Regions from separate parts of the Homo sapiens genome. Here region 2 is linked to region 1. Evidence: chromatin contacts called from ENCODE Hi-C or POLR2A ChIA-PET data. All regions are on one chromosome and are shown on one strand. The core of a region is the stretch at or near the end of the contact, and the rest is flanking DNA. Distances in the headings are between cores, read along the strand shown. Region 1 overlaps LINC02377 (long intergenic non-protein coding RNA 2377). Region 2 overlaps LINC02377 (long intergenic non-protein coding RNA 2377).

What was found. Hi-C counts contacts between places; a loop is a spot of excess contacts on that map. ChIA-PET counts read pairs that join two places held with the same protein, here RNA polymerase II (POLR2A). Pooled maps may share reads with other maps.
Region 2: a map with no recorded cell type shows a loop between it and region 1 (7-fold over the local background). The contact joins two enhancer-like sites. A Hi-C loop is called at or near these places in 13 of 37 single-sample maps with no recorded cell type and 5 of 50 pooled maps. POLR2A ChIA-PET finds 5 or more read pairs at or near these places in 1 of 52 experiments (WTC11).

Annotation. Positions count from the first base shown.
Region 1 is chr4:131,545,750-131,549,759 of GRCh38, forward strand. The region is part of intron 3 of LINC02377 (long intergenic non-protein coding RNA 2377); the gene reads left to right. Among named protein-coding and RNA genes, the nearest start is that of LINC02377, 170 kb to the left of the region's middle. RefSeq lists an enhancer at 1,924-2,173. Within about 2 kb of position 2,087, at least 2 of the 41 ENCODE cell types and tissues checked have a DNase peak (open chromatin) inside an H3K27ac peak, as active enhancers do.
Region 2 is chr4:131,608,501-131,612,312 of GRCh38, forward strand. The region is part of intron 3 of LINC02377 (long intergenic non-protein coding RNA 2377); the gene reads left to right. Among named protein-coding and RNA genes, the nearest start is that of SNHG27, 150 kb to the right of the region's middle. Within about 2 kb of position 2,176, at least 2 of the 41 ENCODE cell types and tissues checked have a DNase peak (open chromatin) inside an H3K27ac peak, as active enhancers do.

The sequences.
Region 1 (4,010 bases), core at 837-3,336:
TCAAAGAAAGCAATATGCATAATTGCTTTCATATATCTTTCTATATTAAACAATAAATACTAACTTTCTGCTTGCTTTATTTTCTCAGAGACAGAACACTTTTGCTAAATCAATTCAAGGATTAAAGATAATTTCTTAAACCCAAGTCTTTTATTCATCCCGATTACTATTGAATTGCCTTTAATACCCTACCTATTTAAGTATTTCAGAGAAGCTCTCTCAGGGTTAATCATGATAATCTTGCAATATTGCAAGGTTAATCATGTTAATCTTATTTAATAATTTACTAATATATACATTTCAAATAAGCTATTGTCAAATTTACTTAAAATTTGGAAAGTTTGATATACTGTATAGATTACTGCAATAATGAGAATAATTTAGAATGTTTTATTTTTAGCAGTGATTGTTTAAAATGTTTTAAGATGCGCATTTTCAAACCCATACTAAATAAGGTTTTTCCCATGGGTAATCAAAGAAGTATTTAGAATTTGAATCTTGCTTATTCCAATTAATTTAAAGTGTGGATCAACTCTTAGTCCTCTGGGTGCATTTACATCAACACAAAAATTACATTTAAAAATGTTGTGTCCTCTCCAACCAAGTTAAATCAATGTGCTTGCATTTTCCCTGAAGGCCAATATAAATGCAAGAATGCAATTTTAAGAGTGAAGGACCTCTATAAACAATATTCTGTTTCTAATTTCTGGAAGGCGAAACCAAAAGATTGAACATGGTAACCTTCACAGCATCTTAATTACTTTTATGTTAAAGCAGTTACCATTTCTATAATTAACATAATAAAATCCATAAAGCTTAACATGAGAAATCAAACAATAACCTCAAATCTGCGCATAAACATTAATGATAAATGCAAATATATTTGTATTTTACCAAATGTGTCAGCATATGATTCATTACATCCTCATATATTTTTCCAAAAATGTAAAAGTATACTGTAGTCCAGGAGGAAAGCTACATGTGAGAGATTAAATATGTATCTTGTCACACTGTCACTACACTATTTAACTGCAGCACTCAGATAATCTAGATCTATTTTGAAACTGAATAGGAACAGCCATTTAGTGTTTAAAAGGGACCTAGAAGTTACTATGGACCAATACACTGAGTTGTTCTACCTACATTTTACTTATTTTTGTCTTGGAATCTTGAGTTCACATGTTAATTTGTCAATTTAAAGAATAAGAAAGGCTGGGTGCAGTAACTCATGCCTGTAATCCCAGCACTTCCGGAGGGCAAGGTGGGAGGATTGCTTGAGGCCAGGAGATCCAGACCAGCCTAGGCAACATAGCACAACCCCATCTCTCTAAATAATTTGAAAAAGTAGCTGGGCATGGTGGTGAACGCCTTTAGTCCTAGCTACCTGGAAGGCTAAGGCAAGAGTATTGTTTGAGGCCAGGAGTTTGAAGCTGCAGTAAGCCAAGATCACACCATTGCACTCTAGCCCAGGTGACAGAGCCAGACCCTCTCTTAATAAATAAATAAATAAATAAATAAATAAATAACAAGAAAATGAGTTTCTGGAAGCTTATGTGACTTCCACATGATGCTGTGTGTATTGATAGGAGTATTTGTTTGTTTATTTATTTATTTTTGAGACAGAGTCTCACTCTGTCCCCCAGGAAGGGAGTGCAGTGGTGTGATTCCAGTCACTACAACCTCCACTTCCTGGGTTCGAGTGATTCTCATGCCTCAGCCTCCCAAGTAGCTGGTACTACAGGCACCCACCACCATGCTAAGGCCAATTTTTGTATTTTTAGTAGAGATGGGGTTTCACCATGCTGGAGAGGCTGGTCTCAAACTCCTGACCTCAAGTGATAGGACAGTTAATGTGAAGCCAGCTCTGCTCCAATTTGAAAGCTGATTCTGCTTTTTTAACTCCTTCACTATTTCTAGGTATACACAGATTACTGCCTGAATTATCTGTCACACTGAGGGAAGAGAGAGACCCTCTCATATTGTTTTATACTCAGTACCTGTTTTAAGAAAAAAACGAGGAAGTGAAACCAAAGACAGGCAGCCCGGCGCCAGGCCCAAAACTGGGCCTGGGCCTGCTTGGCCTAAACCTAGTAGTTAAAAATCAACTCATGACTTAGAACCCGATGTTACCCATAGATTTCAGGCGTTGTATGGGAGAACATTGTGATACTCCCTGCTCTGTTCTGTTTCTCTCTGACCACCGGTGCATGCAGCACTTGTCACGTACCCCTTGCTTGCTCAAATCAATCATGACCCTTTCATGTGAAATCTTTAGTGTTGTGTGCCCTTAAAAAGGACAGAAATTGTGCACTCAGGGAGCTCGGATTTTGAGACAGTAGCTTGCTGATGCTCCCAGCTGAATAAAGCCCTTCCTTCTACAACTTGGTGTCTGAGAGGTTTTTTCTGGGCTTGACCTGCTACAACACGTATTTCAATATCTTTGTTCTAATATTGAAATTAATTATAAAGTAGTTGATATAGAAGGAGCTTTTGGAATCATTTAACTGGTCCCCTTTCTTTTACAGATGTGAAAACTAAGCCCCAATAAAGTTACAGGATACTTCTAAGACAAAATAGCTTCTTAATAGCAGAGGCAGAACTAGAAGCCAAGTCAATCAATGAATACTCTATGTATACCAAACATATCTTTTAATGATCATTTACTCAGTGTATATAAGCAAATAATTTAGAATACATGAGTGACACAGATATGTTGTGCCTCATGGGGTAATTTTTGCTCAAAGACTATTTACATGCCTTATACAGACTTAATTTCCATCCTCTCTTATTAGGTCTGACATTTCTTCCATTGGTTCAGTAGGTTTCGTTTTACACACACACACACACACACATTACATATATATTTTTTGCTTCACAGCAAATGCAGAAAATATATACAAAAGATCACTACTGAATTTTCTTGGAAAGATAAAACATACTTTGTTTTAGGTATGTTAGATATGAGTTCTAACTTTCTCTTCAAAGAATCAATACGTCAATATGTTCAATTCTTTACCTTCTACTTTTAAACTTGACTTCCTTGTAAAGCAAGCTTTTCCAATTACCTGCTCCACCCTGACTCATTCTGATTACCTGTTCATTCTCCACCCTGACTCATTCCGATTTCCTGCTCTGCCATAACCATTTTTCCCGCCAAACCACTCACCCTGTCACTCTCTTTAAATTAGCCAGTCGGAATTAGTTTAGCCTGTGTGGTCTAACCCTAGCCAATAGGGGAATGACACAGCAGCAGGGGACACGTGCATCAGGAATAAGACCCCCTTTTCCTCCCTTGTCGAGATGTGCTCTCACCTTTGCTCCATCTGTGAGGGTGAACCACCCTATAGAAGTAAACAGCCTTGCCAAGAAGAAAAAAAAAAGAAAATTTTATATTGAGTGCTATTTCTTTTGTGGTACCGAAACTTTACTTATAACAGATATTTAACTTTATCGTGCTCTTTAAGTTACTCAGTGAATTATTTAAAACATACCAAAGAACCTGGCCTTAAGGGCATGAAGCAGGGTTGCAAGAGGGAGTGGAACTTAGTGGATAGTTAAGAATTAAGTTGTGTAATGGATCATGGAGAATCTTCCAAAGAAGGTTCAGTGAAGACAGGACTCTGACCACCTACATGGGAACAGGGAGGGATGTCAAGAAGCTGCAGGCAGTTCCTAAATCATAGCAAGGATGTTCATTTAGAAAGGCGTGGCTGGCAGTGGTATGAAGAGAGAAGAGGTTGTGGAATGAGGGGTTTAGCAGAGGAAATCAGGAAGTCATTGTGCTTTACAGTTCTACCAAGAGGAGATGGTTGGGATGAAATATTCTTGATATTTATACCCTTATTTTCTAATAGGGAACAGACGTGGTTATTTGAGGATGCTGCCGTTCCAAAATTGTTGGGCACACAGATAATACATGACTTTGCAATTGGAGGGCTTGAGTGTTTTCTCAGGTTGTAGGCAGTTGTAATCTCTTAAGGAAGCAAAGCAGCAGACAAGGTCCTTACATT
Region 2 (3,812 bases), core at 926-3,425, 63 kb after region 1:
CAAGATAGCAATGAGTTCATTTGTGTATTGTTTATTACCAAGGAATATCTACTTTCCACTTTATCAACTGCCAGGTTTAGACCTCTGTTCCACCTCTCTCTATTGGGTTCCCAGAAAAACCCAAGGCCAAGCTCACACCAATCAGGTATCACTTGCCTGCAAACAGCTGCATCTGTTGGGCCAGGAGTGGTGGCTCACGCCTGTAATCCCAGCACTTTGGGAGGCTGAGGCAGGTGGATCACAAGGTCAGAAGATGGAGACCATCCAGGCTAACATGGCGAAACCCCATCTCTACTAAAAATACGAAAAAATTAGCCAGGTGTGGTGGCGGGCACCCGTAGTCCCAAGCTACTTGGGAGGCTGAGGCAGGAGAATGGTGTGAACCCAGGAGGCGGAGCTTGCAGTGAGCCCAAATCACACCACTGCACTCCAGCCTGGGCAACAGAGCAAGACTCCACCTCAGAAAAAAAAAAAAAAAAAAAAGAAAAAGAAAAAAACTGCATCTGTTGGAATTCAGATGTAACAAGAAGTATGTATTCAAATAGGTGAAAGCAGCTTTCTGACAGTACCATTTTAGAACCAAGGATCTTTAGAGCACACTTTGAAAAGCAGTGTCCTCAGAAATCTAGATACACAAGATGCTGGCACCAACTCAGGAAAGGAAATGATCTGTTAAAGGGAAGGGAAACAAAACCAAGCTAAAAAATTATAAGAGCAAAAATCAAAGTTGAAAGCTGCTGACACATTTCACCATCACTGTTGAATGCTTGGTACACAGTGGCTGATTAATGCTGGGTAATTTATAATAAATTGCAAATACAAATACTGATTGCAGGCATATTTTAGTCTTTTAGTCTCTATTTTAGTCATTTATTGTCCTTTAGTAGATTCCTCTATAAAATGTGTAATTCCTAGAGTTTACATTTTATTTAAATATATAAACTTTTCTTGACTTTACCAGTCATCTTAAAGAAAAATATTTTCACAATCATTTTATTCTGTAAGAACAACAAAGAAAATTTAATCCATAAAGAGACTTGGTTTTCAAAACTACGATGCAAAGCAAAGATAAAATGCACTATATTAGCTCTAAATTTGCCTTTTCACATACATCATTTTTCAATGTGATTTCATTATTGATTAGCTTACCAGAAAAACATGTCCATCATACACTCTAGAGCTTTTCAAAGAACAGTGTTGGTTCACTTTTCATTCACCTATTAGTGACCTAACAAGCAAAGAGTAAAACCTAAGGTATTTATGTATACAAATCAAACATCTCTTTAATTTAGTGCAAAGATATCTTTTCAAGGTCTGAAAAATCTACCTATCTGAACTAGTATATGCATTCAGCTTACTAATAACCTATTTGATGACAAAAATGGTGTGAAATATTTCATTTTCCTATTTAATGATATTGGAATAATAATGTTATATTTGTATGGATAAATTTCAGTCAGTGAATCAACATATTTTCACAAGAAATTTTTCTAAAAATATCTTTTGAACTAAATTTGCCCTATTTGATGAAAAATGTATTGAATGTCTACATTCCCTTAAATAGACCTTTTTTGAATAATTCAGTAACACTAAAAAGTCAAAGCAAATAAACTGATGAGGATTCAGAGCAACTGCTTTGTCAGGTTGTCTTGAGTGTTCAGATATAGTGTAGTCCTTTCTGTTCTTAGTACTAAATATATGTTCATTGTTTTTATTAGTTTAATAATATAACATTGAATGTATTCTTGACTGCATGCTGTTATAAACCATGTAATATGCATATCTTTCTAAACATGACAAATGTTAACAAATTACATCTTTTTTGTCCTTTTATTAAAAAGTCAGGTTTATTAAAATATAATTTATATACAATTAATCTTATTCTTTCAACATACTCAGTTCAGTAAGTTTTGACAAAGGTATATAATCATGTAATTGCCACCACAATCAAGAAACATTTTCACAAATTAAGAATGCTCTCAAGTCCACCAAAGTCCAAAGCGATTTAATCACCTTACAAAGTTTTTTCCTGCTCCTTTGCAACAAATTCCGTATCTCTATCTCTGGCCCTTGGCAACCTCTGATCTGTTTTCTGTCCCCATGATTTTGCATTTTCTGTCATTTTAAGTACAGGGGATAATGTAGTGTGTAATCTTATGTGTCTGGCTTCTCTCACTCAATGCTTTGGTGATCCTTGTTATGACATGTATTAGTGATTCATTTCCTTTAATTGCTGAGTAATACAATAGGTATTTGAATGTCCTTGTCTGCTAATTTCATCATCTCTGTGATTCCCAAATCTCTTTTTACTTACTGATTTTTTTTTCTTCCTGGAAATGGGTCACATATTCCTTCTTTTGTTGCCTGATTACCCCATATTTCTACTTCTAAGCAATTTTTAGACCAAGGAAGTGGGATGCAAAGAGAACCTGATGGTCTCTCAGTGAGTAGAGGAGACAAATGCTAAGATGGTGGGAACTTACAGGACAGAGTAATAAGAGGAAGGAACTACAAAGAGAAAAATCTCCATTCATTTGTGGACCTTTGGAGTCTTTGGCCAAATACTAAGTTGTTCACTCCGAGGGTAGAATAGGCAGGTGAAGAACAATTTTCAGGAAAAGAAAATATTCTGGAGAGCTATAAGCCAAAAAATTCCAAGGGCTCACACAAGGCTTGGACTCATCCAAGGCTTCACAAGCCAGAATGGAGAGACCTTGCCGAATACATGGAGCTTAAAGTAGAGACCCTAAACAACAGTAATGTAATGGGGGAGCTAAATTAGCCCTAGTGTAAAGACTACAACATACATGTCCTTAAAAAGGCTTTAAAACTGGCCTTGAAAGAATGAAACGGCTGTGCCAGAACTGTAATTCCCTTCAGAGCAAAAGGCCAATAGTGTCTATCTAAGTAAATACAATGCATTGTACATATGGACAACATTTACGATGTCTAAGATCCAATCGGAAACAAATTACATCTTATAGACTGTTAAATAGTTCATCATTAGGAAAAAATGCACCTTCTACATTTACCACGCATGAAAAAAAGCAAGCATGCAAAACGGCATCAAAATCAATTTCACATAATATTAAATCTTAAAATATGGGTCATAAATTCAATGATGTAAAAATAAGTTATCCACAACAGGCATTGTATTTTAACTTTTTTCTCAAAAAATTAAATAAAGGCTGGATATAGTGGCTCTCATCTTTAATTTAATCTCAGCAATTTGAGAGACAGAGGCGGGAGAATCACTTGAGCCCAGAAGTTTGGGAACAGCCTGGGCACAAAGTGAGACCCAATCTCTAAAGAAAATATAAAAATTAGCTGGGCAAGGTAATGTGTGCCTTTAGTTCCAGTTACTCTGGAGGCTGAGGTGGAAGAATCACTTGAACCCAGAAGTTCCAGGTGACAGTGAGCCGAGACTGTGCCACTGCACTCCAGCCTCGGTGACAGTGTGAGTCCCTGTCTCAAAAAAAAAAAAAAAAAGAAAAGAAAAGAAAAGAAAAACTAACTAAAATTGTTTTGTTTCCAAGTTAAAACCAATGAAACACATAATTTAATTGATGATGCTAAATATATTGTGCTTTTAGGACAGCATAATTGATATCTACTATAATTATAGTAAGTAAAATCAAAGTGCAGAATTTGGCATCATTTTGAGCTGATACCAGCTATCTTGTCAATATTGCCATTTTGATATATCCTGATGGTACATTTATCTTATTACTTATTTTTATTAGCAATATTAATAATTGACTGGTCAGTTACAATAATAATTTAGTGCTGATAAAGGTCATCATAAGAAACGA